Linked DNA regions of Mus musculus: region 2 is linked to region 1. A link is a loop called in an ENCODE intact Hi-C map of the cell type or tissue named here. Cell type or tissue: heart. All regions are shown on one strand. Each heading gives the region's core, and the rest is flanking DNA. Links, peaks and the distances in the headings are about the cores only. Region 1 holds the start of Gnptab (N-acetylglucosamine-1-phosphate transferase, alpha and beta subunits). Region 2 overlaps Gnptab (N-acetylglucosamine-1-phosphate transferase, alpha and beta subunits).

Region 1 (8,329 bases), core at 22-8,021:
CTCTTAACCTCTGAGCTATCTGTCCAGTCCTGCCATGAGAGGTTTTATGTGGTACAGACTTCATAGAGAGGAAGGAAAGGCCTCTGCTAGGTGTCTCATCTCTTGATAGCAAGATACTGCACACACTGAGCAGGACTTGGAAAGAGGCCAGGGAGGTGGCTTTCTGGGTAAAAGTGTTCACCACCAAGCCCGAGTGAGACCTGTTTGACCCCAGAGACCCACATGGAAAATGGAGCAAACTGATTCCCACAAATTTTCCATGTGTGCTTGGGTACACACACACACACACACACACACACACACACACTTAAAAAGAAACTTGAAAAGTTGAGGAAACCGGGCGTGGTGGCACACACCTTTAATCCCAGCACTTGGGAGGCAGAGGCAGGCAGATTTCTGAGTTCAAGGCCAGCCTGGTCTACAGAGTGAGTTCCAGGACAGCCAGGGCTATACAGAGAAACCCTGTCTCGAAAAACCAAAAAAAAAAAAAAAAAAGTTGAAAAGGGCCAAGAAAATGACAGGAACATCAGGGCAGCAGCAACCAATTGACTACCATTTCTAAAATCAAAAGCAAGTTTGGGGGAAGGGGCTGGAGAAATGGCTCAGAAGGCAAGAGCTCCTGAAGAGGGCCAGAGTTCAACAGCCAGTGCCTGTATCAGGCAGCTTATAACTGCCCAGAACTCCAGTTCCAGCTGATTCAATCAATGCTCGCCCTTTCCTGATCTCCACGGGTATTGCACACCTGTGTGCATATATGCCAAAAAGACATATACACAAATAAGAATCCAAAATGTTCCAAACAACTTTTGGAGGGAGAGATTTCTTAGCTGATGTACTTTAGTTTACTTTATGATTAATGTTTTACTGAGTACACAATAACCCAGAATGTAAGATTAGTTCACTTAAAAACACAATGATTAGCTGGGCGTGGTGGCGCTCGCCTTTAATCCCAGCACTTGGGAGGCAGAGGCAGGTGGATTTCTGAGTTGGAGGCCAGCCTGGTCTACAGAGTGAGTTCCAGGACAGCCAGGGCTACACAGAGAAAGCTTGTCTCAAACAACAACAACAACAAAAACCCCACATTGATTGAGGATTTCTTTTAATTTGTGACTGAGGATACACAAAGGGAACACCCAATTCCTCGGTGCTCAGATTAACCTTATTTGTCTAGGAGAAGTTACTAGGTCCTACATGACTCCAAGTCCTATTTGTTTAGGAGAAGCTTGGTGGCTGGAAGGAACACACAAGGCTGAGAGAGAAGAAGGTTGGATAATTACCAAGAAAAACAGTAAGGAGAGTTAGGTCATAGGGTGGTATCATTTGATTCGTTGATTTTTGTGGTGGTAACTACAACAACTCACAAAGGACAGAGACAGCACTATCTCACTGGAGATAGCATTGGGGGTTAAAGGTGAATAGCCTGATGTGGAGGATGCCTGAGTCCCAGCACTTGGAGAACAAAGGCAGGAAAAATCAGGATTCAGCATCAGCTTTTAGCTACACTGCTAGTCCACGGCCAGCCTGGACTGTATGAGACCCTGTTTAAAAACAGAAAAGAACCACTAAACATATAAGTTAAGATTCTAGATTGTAGGTGGAGGAAAAGGATTTGGTGTCAACTTTTTTGAGAGGGATAAGAAAAATAATTGAGGTGCCAGAGCTCGTTTCTTGCCTCAAAGGCTCGGGAATTTTAATCATTGATAAGGCTAGAGAAGACAAATGTGGCAGGGTTGGGAGTTTCGTTTTAGAATATATAGTCTGAAGTATCTGAGGGCTATTTACGTGAAGACAAGAGCTGGGCGCTTAGGAAATGGAGGTGCCCTTTGAAGTAGCCAGATCACTGTGGAGCAAACACAGCCATGACATCCCGAGGAAGGAGAAGGGGGAGATGAGCTGGGGCAGATTAGTGGACACTGGCAATCTTCACCCAGAATTCTGGAGTGCCGGACTAAAGAGTGAATACGTTAGAGTGGCTAGCTCTGCGGGCATAGCGGAAGTGGGTATCCAAAAGTCATAGGAATCCGAAATGCCCTCTGCTGGCTTTTGTATGGAAAACTCTTGTTTCCAACTGGTGCCTGCTTCGAATGCTGAAGAGTGATAGGAATTAAGGCCTGCCTGCCTAAGTAGGCCACTAGGGGTGGGCCTTCGAAGGTTGTGCTCCCTCCTCGCTCCCCCACCACACACCCCCTAAGGTTCCAGTGTGCTTTCTGCTTCCTGGTTGGGTACCATGGGAAAGCTGCTGCCTCACGTTCCTGAGCACCGTGGCAGACTGAAATGTCTCTGAAATCCCGAGGGCAAAGAAACTTTCCCTCCTTTGAATTGTTCTTGTAGGGGCATTTTGTTCAATTAATACCACCGACCTAAAGAAAATGTCTCTGAAAGGGTGGAATCACTTACGTGTGATTTCGAAGTTCCAGAAGCTGACGCAAAAGGATCGCTATACATAAGTTCGGAACTAACCTGGACTACAAGTGCTAGCCTGGGCTACAGTTGTTTTTTTTTTTTTTTTCCCCCAACCAATCAATAAATCAACAAATGAAAAATAAATTCTCTCACCTATGCTTTCTAACACTAGATCACAGACTGTCCTCATCCACTGTGGCACTGCCCATTATCCGAAGGAAGAGAGGCTACCTAGAGAGGAAGGGGCGTCTGAACAAATTGGTTCCCCACCCAGTCTAGAAGGAATCATGTCCGAGTGATGAAGTCTCTACAAAATCCCAAAGGGATCAGTCAGAGAGTTTCTGGGTAGTGGGACATATTCTGGTTCCTAAGAGTTGGTGCACCCTAAGAGGGCACGAGACCTACAGATCCCTTCCCCTTTCCGACTCTTCATTTTTATTCTTCTTTTCTTTCTGATGGTGGGGGAATCAAACTCAGAGCCTGCACATGATTGGCAAACACTCTCTTCCACAGACCGTTCTCTGAGATGCCAGGTCTCGATACCCAGCTAGGGTAGCCTCAAATCTGTGACTCTCTGCCTCTGCCTCCTGAGCGCTGAGACTGTGCAGGCATAATCCACCCTGCCCAGTACCTTAGCTTACATCTCTGTTGTTATGATGAACACTACGATAAGCATTGTAGGGGGTGGGGGATGGGCTTATTCACCTTACAGATTATAGTCAGTCAGCCATGGTAGCCACAGCCGGAACTCAAGCTAGGAACCTGGAGGAACTCAAATTATTGCCTTGCTGCCTGGCTTGTTCAGCTTGTTGCCTGGCTTGTCCTGCTTGCTTTCTTTTACAGAATGGGTCCATCTGCTCTGAATGATCCTGCCCAGAGCGTTCGGGGCCCTCCCACACCCATTATTATCAAGAAAGCGCCTTGCACACAAGCCAATCCGATGGAAGCATTTTCTCAATTGATGGTCTCTTCCCAGGTGACTATTGCCTACGTCTAGTAGACAAACTCTATCAGGCACACTTGGCTAATTTGTAGCCTTTGTAACACTCGCTATAACAAGGCAACAATGTAAGAAAGTTACTCAAGCGCCTGATGAGATAGGGGTTGCAGGGACTGTAGGAACTCCAGTGTGTATTGTGTCCATTAGCGCTGAGAAACCTGGGGCCTTGATTGGCATCTAAATAGAGGGCCCAGTGTTCGGCACTGAACGCTTGGGGTCTGCTACTATGCTTATTTTGAGCTCACGAGGCTTTTGTGTTGATTACGGCATGAGAGTAGAGGGAAAACGCGGTACTGTTGGTTGAAGCAAGTTCTGAGTGAATAGAACAGAACGGCCTTCAGTGTTGTGCCAGGAGTCGGTTGATGACGTTCAGCTCCAAATTTGTACCTCTGAAAACCAGCCCTGTGTTAAGAGTCATCGCTTTTGCCGTGGGTGTGATATTAAGATTGGCCAGTAGGGGGCAGTAGAGGCATATTGCAGGAACAGGCTGTTGCTTCCTTGGGAATCTAGTGCGTGGCTTTTGCTTCATATTTCTCCAGCCGCATGTGCAAATATGTGAAAATGGACGCAGTGATCTACGTGGAGATCTCTCTCTCTCTCTCTCTCTCTCTCTCTCTCTCTGATTTATTTATTTTATTTATATGAGTACACTATAGCTGTCTTCAGACACACACCAGAAGAGTGTATCAGATCCCATTAAAGATGGTTGTGAATTTCCATGTGGTTGTTGGGAATTGAATTCAGAACCTCTGGTAGAGAGGTCAGTGCTCTTAACCACTGAGCCATCTCTCCAGCCCCAGAAAACAGTCTTAGTACGTCCTTGCCATCTTGGCGTGGTTTGCTGACCTCTTTCCCCATCCTTCCCGTTGGAGACACAGACACAGGGTGCCCCCAACCTGACACCTGAAGCTTCAACACCTCCCTCCACTCTCAGTGAGAAGCATCTCAATGGGAGGCAATAAAAATCGGTGCTTAGTGGGAAATCTGAACTTTTGAGGTTTATAAGAAACAAGGCAGCAGCCGGGCGTGATGGTACATGCCTTTAATCCCAGCACTTGGGAGGCAGAGGCAGGCGAATTTCTGAGTTCGAGGCTAGCCTGGTCTACAGAGTGAGTTCCAGGGCTATACAGAGAAATCCTGTCTCAAAAAACCAAAAAAGAAAAAAGGCAGCAGGCCCAGGGTTCTGTCAACTTGGCACTAGAAAACATACTGGGGGGAGGAGGGAATAAACTAAGTATCAAGTTTGAGAAACACAGTCAAGAACATCAGGACAAACCAAGAATAAGACTAATGGAGATTACAAAGATAAAGGGCACAAAGCATTCAACTGGAACGCCTGATAAAAGAGGTGGGTAGTGCCGCCCTGTAATCCCAGGTGGAAGGGAGGGAGGGAAGAGTTCAAGGCTTGCCTGGCTACATTGGGAGTTAGAACCCAGCCGGGGCTTCTTGAGACACTGTTTCAAAATCCTCCACACCGTTCTGTCCCAGCTTCCCCCACTCCTGTCCCCTCCCCTTCCCACCCTCCCCCCACCAAGCAAAACAAAACCTAATAATTCCCAAACCAACCAACAAAACCAACGAAAGCTTCAGAAGAAAGAGGATAAGTTGAGGACTAGACGAATGAAACAAAGTAGGAAAGTGAGGGGTTTCATTTTAATTTTCTTTTGTTTATTGACAAGGTCTCACTACCAAGACCAGGTTGGCTTTGAACTCATAACCTTCTTGCCTCAACGTCCCAAGTGCTCAACAGGTATGCACTGTGGTAGACACTGCATTTGAGAGTATGCCGTGTAATGAGGGTAATTCCCCACTCCCACCCCACCCCCACACAAAAAGACCCAGGTAGGCCCAAACAATTCTCCAAGTGAATTTGACCCGAAAACTTAGTTAGTTCTCTATAACACTCCAGTTCCTTTTTAAAATTTTTTATAATTAACAATGCCAATTCAATAGCTATACTACCCAGTTGTATTTGAAAGGGTTTCTGAAATGGCTCAGCAGGTTAAGGTGATGCCAAGCCTGACTTCAGTTCCTTGAACCCGCAGCATGGAAGGACAGAAACAAGTGACCCTCACCATACACTCACACACACACACACACACACACACACACACACACACGCACACGCACACGCACTCACACACACGCGCACGCGTGCGAGTTCCCCTGCATACACAAACTTATAAGCAGATTGATTACCTATCAAAAGCTAAGGCTTCAGATAGTAACTAAATCCGTTAGTTTTCCCTGCTTTGCCACAATCAGCCTACCTGTGACCTCAAAAAATTTTTTTTGATAAATGCCCGATTAGTGACTTTTGTTTTTCCAAAACCAATTAAACCTCGTGTACGAACGTCTAGAGTAGATTATGTCATTTGGGACAAGCCGAATATGCATTCCCTAGCCACGATCTTTCAAATTTTCTTTCGAAGATAAACTTGAGGCAGGAGCTGTGTTTTTTTGGTTCATCAGGATTGCCCATTGGCACACTGCAGGGGACAGCCCGGGTCGCTTACCTGTTGGTTGGGTGGGTCCCACCGTGCAGAAGGCAGAGGGCCCAAAGGGCAGGGCCCACGGCGCACGCGCAGATGGGAGGGCGCGCGCCTGCCCTTGCCCCTCCGCCCTCTAGGTGGCGCTGGCGACTCGCCGCCGCCTCTCCGAGGCCAACCCCGGGTGGCGCCGGGCGCCTTGCGGGCCCTGGGTCCGCCTCCGCCGCGCCGAGGGCGTGGGCTCCGGGCTCCCGGAAGCGGCGGCCGCGGCGTGGAGCCCAGCGGGCCGTCGGTCGCCGGAGCGACAATGTGCGGCAGCCGGGGGCTGTGAGCTAAGCGCGGCGGCGCGTCCGGGGGCCCCTGAATGGCGGCTCGCTGAGGCGGTGGCGCGGCGCGGGCTCCTCCTGGCGTGGGGTGGCGGGGCCGGGGTGATGCTGCTTAAGCTCCTGCAGAGACAGACCTATACCTGCCTATCCCACAGGTATGGGCTCTACGTCTGCTTCGTGGGCGTCGTTGTCACCATCGTCTCGGCTTTCCAGTTCGGAGAGGTGAGTAGCGGAGCCCGAGCCCCGGAGCCGCGTGCGCAGCATTCCCCGATTGAGCCCCGCGGTGCCGGCACCCCGAATCTCCCTTCTGCCTCCCCATCTTCCCTGCAGCCTGGGGACCAGCACACGGCCCACTAGTCCCAGGCGCTGAGCGTGCATCCTCTCCCCGGCTCGCCTGCAGCAGCTGGACTGGACGTCCGGGCCTCGCGTGCTTCAGCGTGCGCATGGATCCCCTTCCTTCTGCAGGGTGTCCCCAAGAGTCCTCTGGCCATTTGATTTTGGCTCTAAGGCCTTGCGCTGGTGAAACTCTCTCCTAGGGTTTGTATTTTTCTGTAGTGATCCTTCATTCCCTGGCTCTCCGTAGGATCCAGTCCTGCGGTGCCACCCTACTAGTCCTTCACCGTTGACAAAACACCTTATCTTCTGTTTCTTCTGGATCGCAGACTTTGTCTTAGAGGCATGCGCGGCTTTGCATGTGAATTTTGCGCCGTTTTGCATGTGAATTTTGCGCCGTTTTGCATGTGAATTTTGCAGAGTGAAAGGGAGATTTTTTTAAATTAACTTTTTTCCTTTTTCATAATGGCTCTGCTGTTTTGTACAGCTGCATGCCAGCGGGTTGGAGGCCTTACTAGTGAGAATGCACACGCTGATGGGAAGCACCAAGTGCTTATCTCAGAGTAGGGCCCTTGTCAGGTGACTAGGACTGCCTGCGGATCTTGGACTCCAGCCCCGGACCTCTTGAGAGCCAGCACAGACCCACCCTTGCGTCATGGGCTATGCTAATACTTTTTAGATCAAGTCGCTGGTCCTTCTTGGACTGAGAACTGCGTTTAATTGATGTGCAGTGAAGCAGTTTGATTAGACTGTAAACTCTTCAAAGAGCACAGACAACCGGTTTGGGAGGTGTGAGCAGCCAGGTTAAATGAATTTTATGCTCCTTTGGAGACATACCTTGAACGTTCTGGGGACTGCCATTACTCTTCAGTTTAAATTTCAGTTATTTGATTCTTGGGTAGTCTAGTACAGTCTTCGCCATCTTAAGTGTGCAAAGGGGTATGAGCAGGTCAGAAATGAATGGGCACAAGTGTGCCATTCAACAGAACACTGCCCCTGGAGACAGGAAGAAAACATGCGCTTTCAAAGAGTTTGGAATGGTCTCCCTGTTTTATTTATTTGCTTATATTTTAGTAAGAGGTTAAAAGGGTTTTATAATTAACAGAATGCTCTTATAAAACGGCACAATACGTATGTGTGCGCTCAGCACCTACACCGGACTGTAAGCTCGGTGGAGAAACTGGTGTCACTTTAAATGCTGTAACCCTAGCCCAAGCCCAGTGCCAGGCAGTGCCAGTGTGTGCATACTAAGCGTCTGCTTAGTGATTGGCTGAGCGATATGGCCGGGTTCTAAGTGTGTTTTTAGTGGTTGTAGGGACTAGAAAAAAGTAATTTTACAGGTGAGAATGAGACTGTCGCCCACTTCCAATTGTGGAGTGTTTTAGTTTTCCACCACCTCCTGGTCCGTCTACGTTTCATGTGTTGTAACTTGATATGTTTTCGCATAGTTAGTGTCTGACTGCTTTTGAATGGCTTTCATTTCTGAGAAAGAGCCTTACTAAGTTGCCCAGGCTAGCCTGAAGTTCACAGTCTTCCGTTATCAGCCCTTCTGAGTGCTAGGGTTGTTGGTTTATGGTTTTAACCTGGTTCATTTTAAGTGGGCTGTTTACTGACCATGGCGTGAAATGCATTTGTTACAGCCTTGAAGAGTTTGAGACAGGGTCTTACCACGTCGCCCAGGCTGGGCTTGAACTTCCTATATAGACCAGGCTGGCCTTGCACTCAGATCCTCCTGCTTCTGCCTCTGGAGTGCTGGGATTCAAGGTGTATGCCATGAG
Region 2 (8,329 bases), core at 291-8,290, 50 kb after region 1:
AGCCCTCACCGTTGTATGTCCTGTCAAAGTGTGCTTTTATAGCTCTGAGGGGAGGACAGGGACTAGAGAGTAGGTGTTACTAAGATAAAGGATCGGAATTCCTACAAGCCTTGTGACCGCTCTCGCCCTGTACATCACACAACCCCCTGTCAGGTTTTCTGTTCTGAGAATCCTGAAGGTGGGTCTTCTTATCATCCCATTCCCTACGGATTTAGCAGTAGAGTTTTTAGATGTGACAAATACAGGCTTGCTCTCTTGATAAATTACCTATCATCTTTATTTTCACTTCACCTCACATCCTTCTGTGGTTTTAGACATTTTTCATTTACGGTGGGGCTTTTCCATTTTCTTTGGCTTTGATTGTGTTCTATTCCTTACGTGTGAGGAGCGTTCGGGAAATCAGCCCAGAGCTCACAAGGAAATGCTCACATTAATTGTAATTGAGTGATGGTGGTTGCTGTGCAGGTATGCAGAAGTGGGGGATACACGCCCTGCCCTCGGGTATTTATATCCTGTTTGGAAGGACAGGACTTACACACAAGGTATTTGGGAGCGCGTGAATAACTGAACAGACGGCCACAGAGTTGTCCTCTTATGATTTGGATAGAAATGTACCCCAGAGGTGCCTGTGTTTGAACACCCGAGTCCCAGATGGTGGCACTATTTTGAGTGGTTGCAAACCCTTTGGGTCCTAACTGGCTGAAGTGCATCACCAGGGAACTTATAGGCCACCCTAAGTTTATAGGCCAGGCCTGTTTCCTGGTCTGTTTCTGCCTCCTAGTCTGCTGAGGTGTGAACAGGTAAATCTCCTGTTCCTGCCATCGGTCTGTCTGCACCGTGATTGACAGCTCCAAATAGTGAACCAAAGTAAACCATTCCTCCCTGAAGACGTCTCCGTCAGGGATTGTGGCACAGTGACACAGAAAAACAGCCGGCGCATATGTGGGAATAGGGAAGGTCTATGTGGTTCAGTGACGTGGGGGTGTTTTCAGACTCGATGCTAATTCACTGGAGGCTAGGTAGCCTAGTGATCAGGTAGGAAGGACAGGTACTGTTGCCTAACGACTCACCTGTATTCCACCCTCAGAATTCTATTCCGGAGCCGGGCAGTGTTGGTGCACGCCTTTAATCCCAGCCCTTGGGAGGCAGAGGCAGATAGATTTCTGAGTTCGAGGCCAGCCTGGTCTACAGAGTGAGTTCCAGGACAGCCAGGGCTACACAGAGAAACCCTGTCTTGAAAGAAAAAAAAAAATCTGTCCTGGACCTGTTTAAGGTCACCAAAAGTTGTGCTGCCAGTTAACACCTCTAATCCGAAGATCCTGTCTATTGCTCCATACACCCTAAGTGCCAGCATGACACCACAAGTGTCAAATGAGGTGTGTATTCTCATATGAAACTGTGTTTCATGTACAGAGTTATTTAAAACGTGTTAAATTATCTTTGAGCTCTATGTATACGGTATTTCATATTTAGGCTTGAGTTTCATCCCCCAAATAGTTCATCATACATATATGTAAATATTTTATTCCTCTCCTCTCCCCTCCTCTCCTCTCCTCTCCTCTCCTCTCCTCTCCTCTCCTCTCCTCTCCTCTCCTCTCCTCTCCTCTCCTATTTTTTATGAGATAGGGTCTCACTATGTAGCCCTAGCTAGCATAGGACTTGTTCTATAGACCAGGCTAAGCCTCAACTGTAAGATCTTTCTACCTCCTGAGTGGTGGGATGAAGGGTGTGTTTAGTCCTGAAACAAAATAGACACAATGTCATAGTGGAGCCTGCCTTTAATCCCAGCACTCAGGAGGCAGAGGCATGGGGATCTTGAGGCCTCCATAGCAAATTCCAGGCCATAAGACTCTGACTCAAAAAACAAACTGAACAAAACAAACAAGCAACTCTTAACATTAGGACCCATATAGTCCACAGCATTTTAGATGAAGGATGCTTAGCCCTGTACTATTATTTCTAAGACACCTTCAGCGACTTCCATGAAAATATCTCGTGCACTTGGCTTTTAATGCTTGTCCTTCTCTTCTGTTTTATTCTCGAACAAATAGTCAGCAGATGAAGCAACAATATGGAACTAGCTTTAGCTTTGGGACAGCCTTCAGGACATCTTAAAACCTTGCACCCTTGACTTATTAACTCACTAAACACTGCCAGTTTGTTTTTCTGTTAGCAGTAGCAGGAGGGTTTTTAATCCTAAGGACTTCTTTTTTTTTTTTTCCAACATATTTTTATTGTTTATTTGGAATTTCACATAATGCCCCCCAAGATCACACTCACTTCCCAGTCCTCCCAGGTCTGCCTCACCCCACTGTTGTGACCTCTTTCCCTCCCCTACTCCTGCTCCGCGCCCCAGAAAAAAGCAACCAGGTCCAATTTGTGCTGCCCATTTACTCCCTGGAGCGGGGTCAGTTTTTCCTGACGTTCACACCTGCCGGAAGCCATCACCGTGTAGAGCTACACTTTAGCACCCCTGTCACAGTTGTTCCAGGGCTCTCTTCAATGGCTTCCTGTCTGGGCTCTTACTTTTTGGGAGGTGGAGGCTTTTGTGGGGGTGGGGTGGGAGTTGTCACAGAAACCGCCTGTGCCTTCTCTTTCTCAGATGTGAGTCTTTAGTCCTCAACCCTATGGCATAAGTAGACCTCCTAAGAAGATGTCCTAATAACATGAAAACCAAATCAGCCAAATTTAAAAACAGGTTCTATCTTTTGAGTTCTGGGAGCTTTTAAAGAGCTGTTGGGATGTATGTCTTACAGGAAATCTTCGGGCATTCTTTGGGTTTGCTCGATTCTATACTGGCAGTCCTACCTCACTATGTGTCCTATGCTCACAAGATGTGTAGCAGTATCCGGGCTTCTGTTCTCTGTATCAGAACCTCCTTAACCTTCCCACTCACAACCCCTTTGGCTGAGAAATTTTTACGTGACTCTAGATGTAAAGATATAGGATATAGATAATCAATTATAAGGAAACTTTTGTTACTTACAGTGTGTGTGTGTGTGTGTGTCCATGTAAATGCTACAATGAGCATGTGTGGAGGTGACAACTTTCAGGAGTCAGTTCTGTCCACCATGTGTGTGGATCCTGAGAATCAAACTGAGCTGGCCTCAGACACACAGAGCTCTGTCTGCCCCTGCCTGGTGCTGGAGTTAAAGGCATGTGCAACATTGCCCAGCCTTCAGTGGTTTTCAGCTGCGGTCTCTCTCTCTCTCTCTGTCTCTCTGTCTCTCTCTCTGTCTCTCTCTCTCTCTTCCTAGAAATAGTGCAAATGGTAGAAGCATGTTTAGGGGTATTTCAGACATGTTTGAGGCTAGGAATATACCTCAGTAGGGTGGATGCCAGTATAGCCATACCAGAGTCCCAGGCTGAGTCCCTAGCACTGCCCAAAACAGATGATAGCATACGGAGAAGCCTGCAGTTCCAGTTCTGCAGAACTGGTGACCAGACAATCAGGAGTGTCAGCTAAGAATTCCATCTTTCATCAGAAACCACAGAAACATGGCATTTGCTACAAAAATAAAATAAAATAAAATAAAATAAAATAAAATAAAATAAAATAAATATCCAGGATCAAGGTACCTCTTAGATCCCTTTCCAGCAAGATACATCTAGTACAAGTAATGAAAGTTGCAGGATTAGGCTGCCACCTAGTGGACAGCAGAGACTACTTCATGCTTGTTATCCCTGCCTCCTATAGAGGCAGAAAATCTCATGTTTTGAAATACTCTTTTAAAGTTCCTTACTTCTTATCTTTCACCTATTGTGTGGTTACTATGAGAGGATCTCTTTCTGATTTTTGATGATGTAGTTAGAAGCCAGTCCTAGGCAATTGCTAGTGTGGGCTGATAAGATGGCTTGCAGGATAAAGGGGATGTTGGGTTTGTAGTAGAAGCCAAGAAAACTTACTTCAGAGACAGAAGCTTAAAAATGAAAACGTTATTTTCTGCGAGCTCAGGGAGGCAGCCAGTTCAGGATCCATGAAGGGAGATTGTACAACCTTTTCATAGAATGGGAACACAAAGCTAGGGGGAGTGGGGTGGGCTGTTTGCACTAACCAATCATATTCTGACCTGCTTGGCCATCACCCATCCATCCATCCCTGCATCTCACAGGCCAGCTCTGCTGTGACAGCACGAGCCTGGATGGATGATCCATTAAGGCTCAGAGCAGTACAGATCTCAATTTATACTTTAACGCTGGTACAATGATTGCCCAAGGCAGTGTCTGGTGCCCATTACATGGCCAGTCAATGATAAAAATTGTAGCGAAAATGCTATAATTACCAAGTTAAAATGTAACACAGACTTGTAATCTGCCTCAGAAGGCAGGGGGTAGGAGGATTGCAAATTCAAGGCCTCTCCAGGCACCCCAGTGAGATCCTGTCTCAAAAATAAAAGCAAAGGGGGGCATAAGGTGTAGCTTAGTGCTATTTCTGTGAGGCTTAACATTTACTTCCAAGGTAAAAACAATTTTGGTAGGTGACATTAGGATGCAGGTATTTTCCCATTTAAGTTTGACATTAAATTATAATATTACAGTACTGTTTATTTACTCTAGAAATTGGTTTTCCTCGCTCTAGGGGGATCTTAGAGGTGTGGTGGGGGACCCGTGAACTGGAAGGAAGGGGCACAGAGTCTTGCAAGGAGCGGTGGGAATGCACCTAAGCACACCGCCTCCCATTCCCCAGTACGGAGGCAGGGACGACAGCTGTGGTGGCTGACTTCTCAAGGTCCTGATGTGTGCCAGGACAGTCAAGGTACAGGAGCCCAGGCAGGAGACCGTGTGCACACTGTTGGGGGTTAAGAGTTAACAGCGATGGCAGGCCGATCTCTTAAGTTCCACAGTTCAAGACCAGCCTGGGCTACAGAGCGAGACGAGACCCTGTCTCAAAAAAGCAAACTAAACAAAACAAAACCACATAAAGCAGTTGACACCATGCATGACGAAAGGAGGGAAGGCCACACATGGAATCCTACTGCTCTTCTGGCTCGGGGGGCCACCAGGAACTGCTTAAGAAGTGAGTTAGGATCATGTGTTAATTTCTGCCCAATAGATTAAGAAGAGAGAGGCGCCAGTGCAGCAGGAGGAGTTTCTGTCTTCGGTGGGGTGGTTTCTCCTTAGTTTAAGCCAGCTCTGAAAAATTAGACGGATTTCATAAAAGCATCACTCTCTCAGGAGATCTAGCGTCTCTTGTGGGCACTGCGGTGTGGCTGTGACGCCTGAGCTGTCTTGTTCACACTGGCCTCCACCCCTTCCTGTTGCATTCAACTGGGTAACACTTGGGGCCTGTGAAACTGTCTTTATGTGTCAAGATTAAAAGTTTAGAGACTGGGTGTGATGACTCACACCTGTATGATCTCAGCATTGGGAGGCTGAGGCAGAAGGATTGCCAGGAATTTAAGGTCAGCCTAATCCTGTTTCAGAAATAAATAAGTAAATAAATCAATGAATGAATAAATAAATAAGTGTAAATCTGCGTTTATTCATTGAAGCCATGTGTCTCTGTGTCACCTCTCAGTTGCGGCTGTACTCGGAGGCCAGTGTCGCTCTTCTGAAATTGAATAATCCCAAGGGTTTCCAAGAGCTGAACAAGCAGACCAAGAAGAACATGACCATCGATGGGAAGGAACTGACCATCAGCCCTGCGTATCTGCTGTGGGACCTGAGTGCCATCAGCCAGGTGAGGCGCACAGGCTGCTTCAGCCCAGGTCAAGGACTCAGAGTGTCTGCCATTGCCAGAATCGCGCAGCTCGGGGAGCGGTCGGCTGAAGAATTAGACTGCTAAGATTTTACAAGTCCATTTATTGCAAGGAAGAGGAGGGCTTAACTGAGAGGTGACCTGACTAGAACTTTTCCAAACCTCCATTCTCTATCCCTGCTCATTGGGAGGAACAAGGCTGAAGGGATGGCTCAGCTGTAAAGAGCATTTGCTGCTCTTCCAGAGGTCCCAAGTTTTGCCTTCAGCACCCACATCGGATGGTTTCTAACCTCCTATGACTCTGGTTTCGAGGGATCTGACAGCTCTCTGGCCTTCGAGGGCACCCGCATACACATACACTCACAGTCACTCACAAATGTAAACAAAAATAAAGTAAAGCTTTGGACAGGCTAGATAGCACATGCCTTTAATCCCAGCATTCTAGAGGCAGAGGCAAGCAAATATTGGAGTTCGAGACCAGCCTGGTCTACAGAACAAATTCTAGGATAGCTTTCCAGGGCTACACAGAAAAAAATTTAAAAAGGAAGAAGTTAATTAATTAATTAAGTAATTGATTGATTGATTAATTTCAACAGTTTTGCCCACAGCCCGATCTTATGAAAGCATTTCCCCAGTTGAGGTCCCCTCCTCTAAGATGGCTCCAGCTTGTGTCAGCTCGACCTAAAACTTAGCCCCCTGAGAGCAGAGCAGGCAAAGGATGAAGACGAGCTGGCCTTTAGAGTAGCTGCTTCAGTCTTTCTGTGTCCACTGCCTCTCCCATGTCCCAGTCCAAGCAGGATGAGGACGTGTCTGCCAGCCGCTTTGAGGATAATGAAGAGCTGAGGTACTCGCTGCGATCTATCGAGAGACACGCGCCATGGGTACGGAATATTTTCATTGTCACCAACGGGCAGATTCCATCCTGGCTGAACCTTGACAACCCTCGAGTGACCATAGTGACCCACCAGGTGGGTGACTTTGCACGTACGGCGAGGCTGCGGTTTCCTGTCTGTGCTTTCAGTGTGGTACAGTGATCTCACGATGTCGTGGCCCTCCCCCTTTCTACCTCCTTTCTGAATTAACAGTGTCCTCTTTTCCCTCTTTCTGAATGCCCAACCAAATCAAAGCAGCTCACCTTTGCCCTCTGTGTGTGTTTTCTGTTAAAAGGACATTTTCCAAAATCTGAGCCACTTGCCTACTTTCAGTTCCCCTGCTATTGAAAGTCACATTCACCGCATCGAAGGGCTGTCCCAGAAGTTTATTTATCTAAATGACGATGTCATGTTCGGTAAGGACGTCTGGCCGGACGATTTTTACAGCCACTCCAAAGGTCAAAAGGTAAGAAGAGATAGGTGGGCGCCTAGCTAGAAAATCAGTAGCAGATGAGGAAATCCATGTGCATATTTCTGTATTTGCGTATTAACAAGCAGGCATTTTTGACTTCCAAGTCAGCAGTTAGGCGGTAAGAGGACTACATTTAGAGATTGCTTTCCCACGGTCTCAGATAACCAGAATTAGTCTCAGATAACCAGAATTCCATTTTTTTTCTCCTTGACCCTTTGTATTTTCCACTATAACAAAATCAGTTTGCAACAAACTTGCAGCTAGAGTGCCAGCAAAATGCCCAACATGAAAAATTAGCTTAAAATGTGCTTAAAGAAGTGGGGAAGTGAGACTGGTAGTGCTGGCACCTTTAATCCCAGGTTGGCAGATCTGTGAGTTCAAGGCCAGCTTGGTCTAAAAGAGTGAGTTCCAGGATAGCCAGGGCCATACAGAAATCTGTCTTAAGAAACAAAACAAAACAAACAAGGTATGCACGCACATGCACGGCTGTGTTGGGGATAGCCGGGAGAGTGGGGCAGGAGCTGGAGGTTTAAATCAGGTGGTATGGGTTGACCTCCTGTCTGCATTGAACTGGATTTTTTTTCCCCTGTGGGACCAGCCCAGGAACAATGCTCCAGACCCAGATTTCTATAGATCCAGACTCTTTTAGCTATTGGCAAGCTCTAGTTTCAGTTTAGATTTTTAGTAAATTCTGAATAAGTGTAGTGTGCAAAGGAACAAAAAAAAGAAAAAAAGAAAAAGGAGGGTGTGTGTTTATCATTCATGGATTTTATTTATAAAGTGACCATGCACCACACAACTCATGTTGGGAGCCCTGAATGTTAGAGTAATTGGTAATTTGTCTAAACATGGCCTCCGCATGGCGATAACAGCTCCTAGAATCATCTTCTCTTTCCCTCAGCCTTGAGTCCAGATATTTATAAATGCACACAGGGGTTACTAGTAAGTGTCACAGCTAAAGAGTGACTGTGACAGAGTCCCTTCCTCCTTTGGCATGGTTTTATACTCACATGTAAGTCTGGCATTGGGTATTTTATGTCAAAGTCGGGGCATGTTATTAACACTAATCCATGGCCGAGTGCTTGTTCCTGAAGCAGATGTTCCCATGAATCACCATAAGTGTCATGAGTGACCATCAGCAGCCAGCTCAGCTGGCCTAATGCTCCAGTGGGCACCGGCCAACCTGAGGCAGTGCCGAATATCAGCAGCCAGTCTGTGGGAAACCAAATTTTCTTCAGGCTATTTTACAGTTAAATTTTAATCGAAGAATAAAAAGTGTCAGAACTT

The links. Peaks named below come from ENCODE experiments on the same cell type or tissue, not always from the same donor. Only the 100,000 strongest peaks of a DNase experiment are listed, where the experiment ranks them.
Region 2: a loop joins it to region 1, with 6 times the contacts of the local background. A loop is called at or near these places in 36 of 42 quality-filtered maps.

Annotation. Positions count from the first base shown.
Region 1 is chr10:88,373,096-88,381,424 of GRCm38, forward strand. Gnptab (N-acetylglucosamine-1-phosphate transferase, alpha and beta subunits) reads left to right here and starts at 6,173. Exons shown (of 21, transcript NM_001004164.3): 1 at 6,173-6,440. The coding sequence starts at 6,324. Gm40733 (predicted gene, 40733) reads right to left here and starts at 5,969. Exons shown (of 5, transcript NR_168608.1): 1 at 5,920-5,969. In heart, for the core only: CTCF peaks have their summits at 3,857 (motif pointing right), 6,000 (motif pointing right) and 7,565; DNase peaks (open chromatin) are centred at 3,846, 6,046, 7,156 and 7,786; H3K4me3 peaks cover 2,794 bases; H3K27ac peaks cover 1,964 bases.
Region 2 is chr10:88,422,975-88,431,303 of GRCm38, forward strand. Gnptab (N-acetylglucosamine-1-phosphate transferase, alpha and beta subunits) reads left to right here. Exons shown (of 21, transcript NM_001004164.3): 8 at 5,519-5,680; 9 at 6,487-6,666; 10 at 6,866-7,036. Among named protein-coding and RNA genes, the nearest start is that of Sycp3, 32 kb to the right of the region's middle. In heart, for the core only: a CTCF peak has its summit at 3,655 (motif pointing left); no DNase peak of the experiment used is centred there.